Regions from separate parts of the Homo sapiens genome. Here region 2 is linked to region 1. The links are chromatin contacts, found by Hi-C or POLR2A ChIA-PET in ENCODE. All regions are on one chromosome and are shown on one strand. Each heading gives the region's core, a stretch centred on a gene start or an enhancer-like site at or near the end of the contact. The rest is flanking DNA. Distances are from core to core; before and after follow the strand shown. Region 1 has its middle 29 kb from the start of ARHGEF3-AS1. Region 2 overlaps SPATA12 (spermatogenesis associated 12).

Region 1 (6,883 bases), core at 396-2,895:
TAAAGCCAACATTTATTATGTACTTGGTGTGAACCAGGTAGTTGGCGCAGTGCTTTATAGGAATTATTTATTTACTTCTCAAAGCAACCCTAGGAGGTCTAAGTCTTATCATATCCATTTTCAAGTTGGAAGCTGAAGACTGGGAAAGTTGTATAAGTTGTCCAAAGTAATTTGATGGACTTGGGCTTGAACCCAGGTCTTGGAGACTGCAGAGCCCATGCTTCTGACCACCTTGGGTTACCGTTCTCTCCCTGTGGTGGCCTGAATTGGTTCTAGAAGTGTTTATCGTAGCTGACCAACACACAGAAATGTGAATGAGCAACCCAAGGCCCATCCATGGACTTGAAATAAGGAAATAGATAGGAGTCCTGGTGCGTTTGTTATGATGAGATAAGGTCTCTCAGGAGTGTCTGGGATATGAATGTGCTGTGGGGCAGATACTCTCTCCTGGATGAGGAGACAAGGGAACCACACCAGGTGGGGTTAGTAAGGTGAAAATCATGTATAACCCAAAGTGCTTTTTAAAATTTTTTTTTATTTTTTGAGATGGAGTCTCGCTCTGTTGCCCAGGCTGGAGTTCAGTGGCACCATCTCAGCTCACTGCAAGCTCCACCTCCTGGGTTCACGCCATTCTCCTGCCTCAGCCTCCCGAGTAGCTGGGACTACAGTTGCCCGCCACCATGCCCACTAATTTTTTTTTTGTATTTTTAGTAGAGATGAGGTTTTACTGTGTTAGTCAGGATGGTCTCGATCTCCTGACCTCATGATCCACCCACCTCGGCCTCCCAAAGTGCTGGAATTTCAGGCGTGAGCCACCGCGCCCGGCCTTAACCCAAAGTGCTCTTAAAAGCCCTGGGAAAGGGTCATGTTGGGGCCTGACTGTCCATCTCTCATTAAATCCCTCATGGCCGGTATCCTCTTCAATGCTGTTCATTTGGACAGCTCCAGACCAGACTGAGAAGTTGGTTGGCATTTGAGGGCCTTTTTGTTCCAAAAGTGCTTATTTATAAAGGATCCAGCACGGCCTGAGAGACGCCTGGGGAAAAGGAGATGACTGGGGTGAATACAGATCCACAGCCCCATGTCAGGCTTGCTTCGGGGTCCCTGCCGGGCGCTTAGAAGACCCCATGAGATGGCTTCCACTATGCATGTTCTTCTCTGTCTCTCTCTGAAGTGCATATGTTGTATTCATGTTCTTTCATCGTGTATGGAAGCCTACCCTGTGTATTGGTGACCACAGACTTACTGAGGGCCGCACCATGAATTCATTCTCATTATTTATTAAGCTCCTATTAGCTGCAAGGAGTGCAGTGACAGCAGCGAGTCTAAACCAGATAGTCCCTGGCTTTCCAGAGCTGGTTCCCTGGAAGAGGGCTCTCTTACAGGGTCCCTTCTGTGCTCCAGTCACTAAGAGCTTTACGTATATTAACTCCTCTACTCCTCACAACAGCCCTGTGAGAGGGGGGTCTTGTTAGTACCTTCATTTTACAGATGGAGGAACTAGGAATCAGAGATATTAAGTCACTTGTCCAGCGCTACACAGGTGGTGAGTTGCAGAGCCGGCTCCAGCTTCTGTGCTCTTAACTACTGGGCGAAGCCGCCCCTGTATGGCAGCACTCAGGAAGCACTGACAGTGACTATTGCAGTTCTCCTTCTGGGAGATTGCACGCATGAAAAGTTGTTCTAAAGATACAAGCTTCGCAGGAAGCTAAAATACAGAAGGGGAACACAGCAAAATGGCTCTTAAGTGGGAGCAGAAGACAGACCAGCTGTTGCTGCTGAATCTCTGAGCACAGAGACAGTGCAGGGGTTGGAGGGGGAAGTGGGAGTGGGAGGACATGCAGAAAGCCAGAAGGTGTGGGAGTTCTTATCATCGTTGAGTGACTCAAGTAAATATATGCCTCAGAAATGGACTTGTAGGACTGATTTCTCACAAGTACTGATAAAACTCCACCACTAAGCCGCTTCCATCAAATCCCAGGCCACATTAAAATGCTTGCTTTCTCAGCTTATTTACTGAATTTTCTCTTCTGGAGTAGTTAATAGGATTTTATTTCACATCATTATTCCGTGTGGATTTTTTCCATTAAATATGTTTCTTTTATTTTGCCCGAAAATATTTTTATTTCACCCTCACTTTTCAAAAATTGTAGTAGAATACACATAAAATATTACCATTGCAACCATTTAAACCATTACCATATTTACCATTTCAACTATTTAAAAATGTATAATAATTCAATGGCATTAAGTACATTCACAAGGTTGTGCACCCATCACCACTATCGAATTCCAGAACCTTTTCATCACCCCAAAAGGAATCTGTGTACTCATTAAGCAGTCACTCCTCATTCCTCCTCTTCCCCCAGCTTCTGGAGCTAATCTACTTTCTGACTCTATGGATTTGTCTATTCTGGACATTTCACATAAATGGAATCATATAATATGTATCCCTTGTGTCTGGCTTCTTTCACTTTGCATGTTTTCAAGATTCTTCCATGGTGTGGCATGTATCAGTACTTCATTCTTTTTTTAATGGTTGAATAATATTCTGTTGTATGGATATATCACATTTTGTTTATCCATTAGTTGATGAACGTTTCATATGTACCTTTTCTTTTCTTTTTCTTTCTTTTTTTTTTTTGATACGGAGTCTCACTCTGTCACCGAGGCTGGAGTGCAGTGGTGCGATCTCGGTCCCTGGTTCAAGCAATTCTCCTGCCTCAGCCTCCCAAGTAGCTGGAATTATAGGCATGAGCCACCATGCTCAGCTAATTTTTGTATTTTTAGTAGATATGGGATTTCACCATGTTGGCCAGGATGGTCTTGATCTTCTGACCTTGTGGTCTGCCCACTTCGACCTCCCAAAGTGCTGGGATTACAGGCGTGAGCCACCGCGCCCGGCCCTTATATGTACCTTTTCAATAGGGTTATTATAATACCAGCCATGTGCCAGACACATTGCTACATGCTATGTCCTGAATATATGAAAAATTCTTATTGATCAATCAATAAGAAAAAAAGAACACTTCTTTATATAAATGAGCAAATGAACTGAACAAGCGTTTTACAGAAGAGGAACTACAAATATAATTTCATGGATTTAAAAAATCATTTCGATCTCGTCTCTAGTTAATTCTGGAATTGTTTTGAATAGGGTAGTCCTATATTATTTGCAAACTATGCACATGTATTTGTTTGGGATATTACCTATTTAGGGGAAGAATTTCATTTGTTGCTTTGTTCAAGTAGATCTTTATACATTTGTGACCTAAAGATGATTTGGTATTTACAGATGTAGTACTACCTCTCTAAAGCCTTTGTAAAATATTTTGTCCTTTTAGCGTTTCTGAATTCAGATGGACACTAACATCCTTTTGGAGAATGCGTCGTTTTTAGCAGGGGTTCTCAATTTATGTATTTTGGTTGTCACCAACTGCTAAGACATGGAGCAGTGGATTTTCACAGTCAGAGGTTATTGGAAACGGAATGCCTTATTTTTCTATAACTGTGCTGTTCAATATGATGGCCACATGCCACATGTGACAACTGAGCACTTAAAACATGGCTGGTGCCAATGAAGATGTGTCATAAGTGTAAAATACACATTGGATTTTGAAGGCTTGGTATGAAAAAAAATAAAGTATCTCTAACACTTTTTTCCTGTTGATTATGTGTTCAATAATATCTGGATATACTGGGTTAAATAAACTATACTATTAAAACTAAACTTATCTATTCCTTTTTACTTTTAAAATGTGACTAATAGGCTGGGTATGGTGGCTCACACCTGTAATCTTAGCACTTTGGGAGGCTGAGGCAGGAGGATTGCTTGAGCCCAAGAGTTCAAGACCATCCTGGGCAACATAGGGAGACCCCGTCTCTACAGAAAAAAAAAAAAGCTAGTTGTGCTGGTGTGTGCCTGTAGTCTTAGGAGGCTGAGGCGGGAGTATCACTTGAGCTGGGGAGTTCAAGGCTGCAGTGAGCCATCATCACGCCACTACATTTCCAGCCTGGGCAACGGAGTAAGACCATGTCTCAAAAAATATATATATTATATATTATATATATATAAAATATATTTTATATATATTATATATTATATATATTATATATATTTTATATATTATATATTTAAATATTATATATTAATATATATATTTATATATATATTATATATAATATATATTTTTATATATTATATATAATATATATTTTTATATATATTATATAATATATATTTTTATATATATTATATATAAAAATATATGTTTTATATATATTATATACAATATATATTTTATGTATAATAAATATATAATATATTATATATATTATATATATTATATATATTTTATATATATTAAATATATATGTTTTATATTTAAAAATATATATTATATATTTTATATATAAACTATAATATAAAATATATTTTATATATATAATATATAATATATTTTATATTATATATAATATATTATATATAATATATTATTTATATATTATATATTTATATTATATATTATATATGTCATTATATATTATATAATAATATAATTAATATATATTATATTATATAATATATATTATATAATATGTAATATATAATCATATAATATAATATATTATATATAATTGTATATATAATATATATAATTATAGTACCAGTATATATGTTATATATAATATAATGTTTATTATGTTATATATAATATAATAAGTATTATATATAATAGCTATTTTATATATTATATAATATATATTATATAATATATATTATGTAACATATATAATATATAATTAAATATATTATGTATAATATATATTATATATTATATAATGTACATAATATGTAATATATTATACATATAATATATTATATTATATATTATGTAATATATTTAATATATTATATAATATATTATATAATATATAATATGTATAATATATAATATATTATATAATATATAATATGTATAATATATAATATATTATATAATATATAATATGTATAATATATAATATATAATATAATATTATATAATATATGATATGTACAATATATAATATATAATATATAATATATAATATATAATTTGTATAATATATAATATAATATTATTATATATAAGTATGTATATACTATATATATATGACTAATAGAAAACTTAAATTACATATGTGGTTCACATGATATTTCAATTGAATAATGCTGTATTTAAAAAAAAAAAGGCTGGGCGCGGTGGCTCATGCCTGTAATCCCAGCACTTTCGGAGGCCGAGGCAGGCAGATCACTTGAGGTCGGGAGTTCGAGACCAACCTGACCAACATGGAGAAATCCTGTCTCTACTAAAAATACAAAATTAGCCGGGCATGGTGGCGCATGCCTGTAATCCTAGCTAGTCAGGAGGCTGAGGTAGGAGAATCACTTGAACCCAGGAGGTGGAGGTTGCAGTGAGCAGAGATTGCGCTATTGCACTCCAGCCTGGGCAGCAAGAGTGAAACTCTGTCTCAATAAAAAATAATAATAATAATAATAATAATTAAAAAAAAAAAGGCTGACAGAGGGTGGAGAATGGTTGAGAAGAGTTTCAGTGGACACCTATGACTCCCTTGCCTTCAGAATCTTGAAAGTGTCCCTGAGACAGGCCACACAGGGTCTGGATGTCTGCAGTAGCCTCCAGCTTATCTCTGCTTTCACTCTGAACCCCTGACTCTCTTTTCCCCTCCCTTGCCAGGGATATCTTTCTAAAAGGCAAATCTCATCATGTCACTCCATGCTTCAGTGGAACCCCATCACCCTATGGCCAAATCCCTGACTCTGCTTCCCTGTCCAGCCTTGCCCACCTATCCAGCCTCATCTCATGCCTTTCTGCCTCCTTCCCCACCAGCTAATATATGTTATTATAATCTGCATTATGTTCATTATATGCAATAAATCCACAATATATTTTCATAGTAAAAGACTAAGAAATACATAATATAAAGGATAATGTCCACATTTATGCTGTCTAAATACCACCCCAGCTATGTAATCAGTCACTGTCAACAGTTGGGCTGTGCCCTTCCAGGGCCCTCATCCTACATATACAGACCTAATTCTGTATCTTTGTATAGCATTCATCTCTGTACCCACTATACATCCAACATTTAGTCATATTTGCTTCAGATTTTGTGTGCTCCAACCCAGGCCCTATACCTTCCCTCTCTCCCTGGAGGTAATCATTCCTCTCCGGTTGAAATAGTCTTAACATCTGGAGTTTTTACATTTTTATTACATATATATGACTATAAACAATAGAGTAGTATTTTGTGTGTTTCTAAATAATATATCATATCATATCATGTATATCTCCTATAACTTGGATTTTCATTTTTTTCTTTTTTTGAGCTTTTTTATTACCATATAGTTCTATATGATCTTCCACTATAAAAATGAATGTAGTGGCCAGGCGCAGTGGCTCACACCTGTAATCCCAGCACTTTGGGAGGCCGAGCCAGGTGGATCATGAGGTCAGGAGATTGAGACCATCCTGGCTAACACGGTGAAACCACATCTCTAATAAAAATACAAAAAATTAGCCAAGCGTGGTGGCAGGTGCCAGTAGTCCCAGCTACTCAGGAGGCTGAGGCAAGAGAATGGTGTGAACCCGGAAGGCAGAGGTTGCAGTGAGCCGAGATTGTGCCACTGCACTCCAGCCTGGGCGACAGAGCGAGACTCCGTTTCAAAAAAAAAAAAAAAAAAAAAGAATGTAGTTTCATTTAATCTACTTCCTTATCAATAAACATTAAAGTTGTCATACTTCTTCCAGTTCTTCACATGTGCTATATTCTCCTTTATTTACCTCTTAACTCTTGATGCTTTTTATCTTCTATAGAA
Region 2 (6,955 bases), core at 807-3,306, 98 kb before region 1:
CCACTGTGCCCAGCCTGACCTTCTTTTTCTAGATTATTTTGGCTGTTCTGGATCTCCCTATGAATTTTAGGATCAGCTTGTTAGTTTCTGCAAAAAGAGACCTGAGATTTTGACAGGGGTTACATTGACTCTGTAGATCACTTGGGGAGTTTTGCCATCTTAACAATATTAACTGTGGAACCTAAATTCCTTTTTGCTGGTGGCACTGCTCACTCAGCTTCCCTAGTCATTGAGTCTGCTGAGTAGGCACTCTGAGACCCATCCATCAAACTGCACAGACAAAACTCCAGCGATGTAAATGTCTCTTTCCTTTTTGAAGAAAGTAACACAGTATACTGTAGTGTCTAATTTAAGGCTTGGGTAAGACATTTAACTCCTGAATTTGTGAAATGGGAGTGCATCTGGCACCTGGACACACATATGACAGATCTGGCTTTCCTTCATGCTAAGGATGGGATGGAGATCTCTAAGATACTCCCATAACCCCTTGCTTCATGCCTGGAGAAGTGTGGTGGGAACTGGGAGACCCCACAGCCCTGGAGGCACCAGGTGGTGATAGGAGAATTGAAGCCAGGCTCCATTTTATCTTGTTTTATCTGTTGGGCAAAGGGGTACAATTTCATTTGAGGAAAGAGTTCTGCTGCTAAAACAATCTTAGCCCCTCACCCCCAATTCACTCACATCATAGTTTGAAGAATGGAATAAAAATAAAAAGGGAGTAATATCACATATTAAAAGTTTAGTTTAGGCCAGGCGCAGTGGCTCATGCCTGTAATCCCAGCACTTTGGGAGGTTGAAGTGGGAGCATTGCCTCAGGCTAGGAGTTTGAGACCCGCCTGGGCAGCAAAGCGAGACTCTATTTCTATAAAACAATTAAAAATTAGTTGGGTGTGACGGCACATGTCTGTAGTCCCACATACTTGGAAGGCTAAGGTGGGAGGATAGCTTGAGCCCCGTTGTTTGACGCTGCAATGAGCTGTGCTCACACTAATGCACTCCAGCTTGGCGACAGAGCAAGACCCTGTCTCAAAAGAAAAAAAAAAGCTTAGTTTACACCCTGACATGTACTTATGTGTTCCAGATGTAATGCTTTGGCACAGCACAAATACATGATTTTATTTTCAAGAAAGAAATAATAAAAAATGGAGTGCCTATATTTGTATCACTTGGAACCTTGTTTTCTAAACTTAAAGAACAACCTGGGAAACTACATTTGAAACTTCAAATCCATTCATACCTCAACTCATCTGGGGTGAGGAGCTCTCATTTTAAACAAACAATGTGTGTGTGTGTGTGTGTGTGTGTGTGTGTGTGTTTGAGAGACAGAGATTAGAGTTATTTATTGCAGTTGTTTCAAAAAAGCAATTTAAAAAAGCATGAATTTGGACTGTGTTTTTAGTTTGTTTCTGGGAGAAGAGAAACTTACATGCAATAGAATATATGTTTTGAGGTCTTCAAAATCTCAGATCTAGGCCAGGCGTGGTGGCTCACGCCTGTAATCCTAGCACTTTGGGAGGCTGAGGCAAGTGGATCACGAGGTCAGGAGTTCAAGACCAGCCTGGCCAAGATGGTGAAACCCCGTCTCTGCTAAAAATACAAAAATTATCCAGACGTGGTGGTGAGTGCCTGTAATCCCAGTTACTAGAGAGAGGCTGAGGCAGAGAATTGCTTGAACCTGGGAGGCAGAGGTTACGGTGAGCCAAGATCACGTCATAGCACTCCAGCTTGGGTGATACAGCGAGACTCGGTCTCAGAAAAAAAAAAAAAAAAAATCAGATCTTTTGCCTTAGCAGATTCCCTTATTTAAGTTGTTGGAACCGGCAGTTCATAGGGATTTTGTTTCCATCCTTTAGTGAGGGGGGTGTGTGCGTGTGTGTGCACATGGAAAGTTAGGGGAAAAACACAATGATATAACCTAACCCCAAAACAAGGAAGCACGTTACACAGTTGAGGTTTGGCGCTTCAGTTCCTGCCCAGTCTCAGAAGGTACAGCTTGGCTGACCTTGTGTGACCTATCTCTATGACACATCTCCCAAGGGGGTGGGGAGGACTGTTTCTCTCCAGCATGGCTTTAGTTTTATAAAAGCCCTGTGCAGTCTTGCAAACTCAAATGGTTTTCTTAACAAATCACTCACATTTCATGTGTTCTGGGCTGGGCAGGGCCTCGCTAATCCTTGGCCAGCTTTGTGAGTCAGAAATTATTTAAATGATTGCCTGAGTCCTTTTGAGGCGAGAGAATTGGCAAGTTAATTTAGGGAGGTGCAATGACTCTTAAACAGCACTGCAGTGAGTGGCAGCATTGATAAATGTGTTAGAAGCTCTATTTTATTGTGATAATAAATGCTAATGAAGAAAATGAACGTATTACCTTTTAGAGTGAGATAAGAATGATGATGCTACCAAATTTTATTAAGCATTTATTGTGTGGTGGAGTATGGTGGCTTCTCCCATGTTTTTGACTGTGACCTATTGTAAAACATAGACTGCAACCTGGTAACCTGGTGTGTGTGTGTGTGTGTGTGTATGTGTGTGTGCGCGCATATCTGAATTATTTGGTGAAACAATAGTTACCCTATGCGTGTCTAGTGTCCTCTGGGCTCAAGTGATCCTCTTGCCTTGGCCTCCAGAGTAACTGGGACTACAGGTGCATGCCACCACACCGGCTAATTTTTTGTTGTTGTTTGTTTGTTTTTGTTTTTTTTGAGACGGAGTCTTGCTCTGTCGCCCAGGCTGGAGTGCAGTGGTGTGATCTTGGCTCACTGCAAGCTCTGCCTCCCAGGTTCACGCCATTCTCCTACCTCAGCCTTCTGAGTAGCTGGGACCACAGGAGCCCGCCACTTTGCCTGGCTAATTTTTTTGTTTTGTTTTTTTTTTTTAGTAGAGACGGGGTTTCACCGTGTTAGCCAATGGTCTCGATCTCCTGACCTCATGATCCGCCCGCCTCGGCCTCTCAAAGTGCTGGGATTACAGGCATGAGCCACCGTGCCTGGTCTCACGCCGGCTAATTTTTTAAATTTTTTGTAGAGACTGGGTCTCTCTGTATTACCCAGGCTGGTCTCAAACTCCTGGCCTCATGTGATTTTCTGGCCTCAGCCTCCCAGTGTGCTGGGATTACAGGTGTGAGCCACTGCACCCACCCTAAAGTTGCATTTGAAAACAAATATATCTACTATGATAGCTTTGATCAGTATATAGACAAATATTATTATTATTATTATTATTATTATTATTATTATTTTGAGACAGAGTCTTGCTGTCACCCAGGCTGGAGTGCAGTGGCGCAATCTTGGCTCACTATAAGCTCTGCCTCCTGGGTTCACGCCATTCTCCCGCCTCAGCCTCCCGAGTAACTGGGAGTACAGGCGCCCGCCACCACGCCCGGCTAATTTTGTTTTTGTATTTTTAGAAGAGACAGGGTTTCACCGTGTTAGCCAGGATAGTCTCGATCTCCTGACCTTGTGATCCACCCGCCTTGGCCTCCCAAAGTACTGGGATTACAGGCGTGAGCCACCGCGCCTGGCCGACAAATGTTATTCTTTCTGGGTTGCCATATTTTGTGGTTTTTAAAAAATATATTTTTATTCATTTATCTGGTGACTTGAAATTTCATGCAAGTACAGGTCCTTACAGACAATTTCTATTGGAAAATCACTTATTTTGGGTGTGTATTAGGGTTTGGAGAGAAACAGAACCAACAGGATGTGTGTCAATCAATCGCTCATCTATCTATTGAGAGGTTGATTTTTAGGAATTGGCTCATGTGATTGTGGAGGCCAGGTGAGTCAAAAATCAGCAAGGTAGACTGGCAGGCCGGAGACCCAGGGAAGAGTTGCAGTGAGCCCAAAGGCTCTCTGGGTAGAATTCTTCCTGCTCTGGGAGGTCGGTCTTTTTCTATTAAGGCTTATAGCTGATTGGATAAAGCCCACCACATCATGGAGAATAATCTGCTTTACTCTAAGTCCACTGATTTAAATGTTAATCTCATCTAAAAAATACCTTCACAGAAATGTCTAGAATGTTTGACCAAATAGCTGGTTACCATGGTCTAGCCAAGTTGACACATAAAATTAATCATCACAGTGGGTAAAATACTGTTTGAGGTTGTTCAGAAGAAAGGAAAAAGGCAAAAGCCTGGGCGCGGTGGCTCACGCCAATAGTCCCAGCACTTTGGGAGGCCGAGGCGGATGGATCACTTGAGGTCAGGAGTTCAAGACCAGCCTAGCCAACATGGTGAAACCCCGTCTCTACTAAAAATACAAAAATTAAGCCAGGCATGGTGGCGGGTGCCTGCAATCCCAGCTACTTGGGAGGCTGAGGCAGGTGAATCGCTTGAACCTGGGAGGCGGAGGTTGCGGTGAGCCAAGATCATGCCACTGTACCTGGGTGACAGAGTCAGACTCTGTTTCAGAAAAAAAAAAAAAGAAAGAAAGGAAAAGTGTAATGGTTGGAAGTGGAAGTGTGCTGTTGGTACAGATAGGAGAACATTTCGGAAAGAATTCCCTCCCCTTTGATTGACTGCAAAATAAGTCCCTCCCTTGTTCTCTTGCAATTACAGGTGGACCAGATGGGTGGGCAGATTGGCAGTGGGGGTGCAGAGTTTCTTGTTCTGATTGAAAGGATTTTTTCTTACATTTTAGGGTTTTTTTTTTTTGTTTTGGAGACAGAGTCTCACTGTGTTGCCCTCCTGGCCTCAAGTGATCCTCCTGCCTCAGCCTCCTGAGTAGCTGGGATTACAGATGTGAATTACTGTGCCCAGCTCTTAGATTTCATTTTAAGACTGAAGACCTGAGAGTTCATGGGCCTAAGTAAAAGGTGCCATTTATCTGCAACAAATTGGTGCATGCTCCGTAGATCTAGCTGTAGGGGGCTGTGTGTGCTAATGCAGCATTTGTGACTCAGCCGTAATGAGGATGACCTTGCCTCTCCTGTTCCGCAGGCTACCACCTAGCTGTGGTGGGTCACTGGCCACAGAAACTGTAGGTATCTGGGGCTGCCTGGGTGGGAACTCAGCCTGTATGAGAACATGGTATTTGGAAGACATTAAACATTTATTATAGCTTTTATTTTTATTGAGGTATAATTAACATACCACAAAATTGACCCTTTTCAAGTACCCAGTCTGTTTTTTAGCACATGCATACGGTAGTGCAGATATCACCACTAGTTCCAGAATATTTATCATCCTAAAATACAGTTTTTCTTTTGCAAGTAATTTCTTTTTTTTTTGTTTTGTGATGGAGTCCTGCTCTGTTGCCCAGGCTGGAGTGCAGTGACATAATCTCAGCTTACTGCAACCTCTGCCTCCTGGGCTCAAGTGATTCTCCTGCCTCATCCTCCTTAGTAGCTGGGACTACAGGTGCACACCATCACACCCGGCTAATTTTGTATTTTTCGTAGAGATAGGGTTTCACCATGTTGGCCAGGCTGGTGTCGAACTCCTGACCTCAAGTTATCTGCCCGCCTCGGCCTCCCGAAGTGCTGGGATTACAGGCGTGAGGCGTGAGCCACTGCGCCCGGCCTTTTGCAAGTAATTTCAACATTTAAGACCATGGCCTACTGGATTGGTCCCATCAGCAAATAAACATGCAGTTATTTCTCCCAACTTAAAAACAGCAGAACCCTCTCTCCACCCTACTTCTCCCTACAGTTATACACCCATTTCTCTTCAGTTTAGAGCAAAACTTTTTGAAATAATTTTCTGGACTTACTAATTTTTTGCCTTCTATTGTGTCTCAAAAAATTGTGATAAAACACACATAACGTAAAATTTACTGTGTTGACTATTTTTAAGTTTTCAGGTCAGTAGTGTTGCGTATACTGATATTATTGTGCAACCAATCTGCAGAGCTTTTCATCTTGTGACACTGAAACACTGTATCCATTAAACAGCAACTCCCATTCCCCCCTGCCCCTAGTCCCTGGAGACCAGCATTCTACTTTCTGTCTCTGAATTTGACTGTTCTAGATACCTCATATAAGTGGAATCATGCCATATTTGTCCTTTTGTGACTGGCTTATTTCACTCAGCATAATGTGCTCAAGGTTCACCCATGTTGTAACATGTGTCAGAATTTCCTTCCTTTGGGCTGGGTATGGTGGCTCATGCCTGTAATCCCAGCACCGAGGAGGCGGATGTTGAGCCCAGGGGTTCAAAACCAGCCTTGGCAACATGGTGATACCCTGTCTACAAAAAATACAGCAATTTGCTGGGCGTGGTGGCATGCACCTGTAATCTCAGCTACTTGGGGGCTGAGATGGGAGGATCACTTGAGTCAGGGAAGTTGAGGCTGCAGTGAGCCGTGATCTTGCCGCTGCATCCCAGCCTGGATAACAGAGGGAAACCCTGTCTCCAAAAAAAGAAAAAAAAAGAAAGAAAAAAAAAAGAAAGAATTTCCTTCTTGGTTTTTGGTTTTCTGTTTTGTTTTTTGAGACGGGGCCTCACTCTGTCACTGATTGCTGCAGTGGCACAATCTCAGCTCACTGCAACCTCTACCCCCCAGGCTCAAGCAATCCTCTGACCTCAGCTTCCGGGTTAGCTGGGACTACAGGCATGCACCACTATGCCCAATTAATTTTTTTGTATTTTTGGTAGAGACAGGGTTTTGCCATGTTGCCCAGGCTGGTCTCGAGCCCCTGAGCTCAGGCAGTCCCCCTCCCTGGGCCTCCCAAAGTGCTGGGATTACAGGCGTGAGCCAGCACAGCTGGCATGGAATTTCCCTCCTTTTTAAGGCAGAATATTATTCAATTCTATGCATTTGCCACATTTTGTTCTACCATTCATCTGTCATGGACACTGAGTTGCTTCCACCTTTTGTCTATTGTGAATGATGCTGCTATCCCATTCTCTTTTGAGCCCCTCATTTCAGGCAGGCTTGGCTTCCACTCCCCTCTCCCCAGATATCTCTTACCAAGGTCTACAGTGAGTGCCTGGTTGCTCATCCCAATGGCCTGTTCT

The links. Hi-C counts contacts between places; a loop is a spot of excess contacts on that map. ChIA-PET counts read pairs that join two places held with the same protein, here RNA polymerase II (POLR2A). Pooled maps may share reads with other maps.
Region 2: a loop to region 1 is called in a pooled map, with 2.1 times the contacts of the local background. The contact joins two enhancer-like sites. A Hi-C loop is called at or near these places in 2 of 50 pooled maps. POLR2A ChIA-PET finds 5 or more read pairs at or near these places in 3 of 52 experiments (Caco-2, GM12878 and H1).

Annotation. Positions count from the first base shown.
Region 1 is chr3:56,965,514-56,972,396 of GRCh38, reverse strand. It overlaps a transcript of ARHGEF3 not described here. Among named protein-coding and RNA genes, the nearest start is that of ARHGEF3-AS1, 29 kb to the right of the region's middle. Within about 2 kb of position 1,645, at least 5 of the 41 ENCODE cell types and tissues checked have a DNase peak (open chromatin) inside an H3K27ac peak, as active enhancers do.
Region 2 is chr3:57,063,737-57,070,691 of GRCh38, reverse strand. The region is part of intron 1 of SPATA12 (spermatogenesis associated 12); the gene reads right to left. It also overlaps a transcript of ARHGEF3 not described here. Among named protein-coding and RNA genes, the nearest start is that of SPATA12, 6.6 kb to the right of the region's middle. RefSeq lists enhancers at 1,603-1,982, 6,122-6,903. Within about 2 kb of position 2,056, at least 18 of the 41 ENCODE cell types and tissues checked have a DNase peak (open chromatin) inside an H3K27ac peak, as active enhancers do.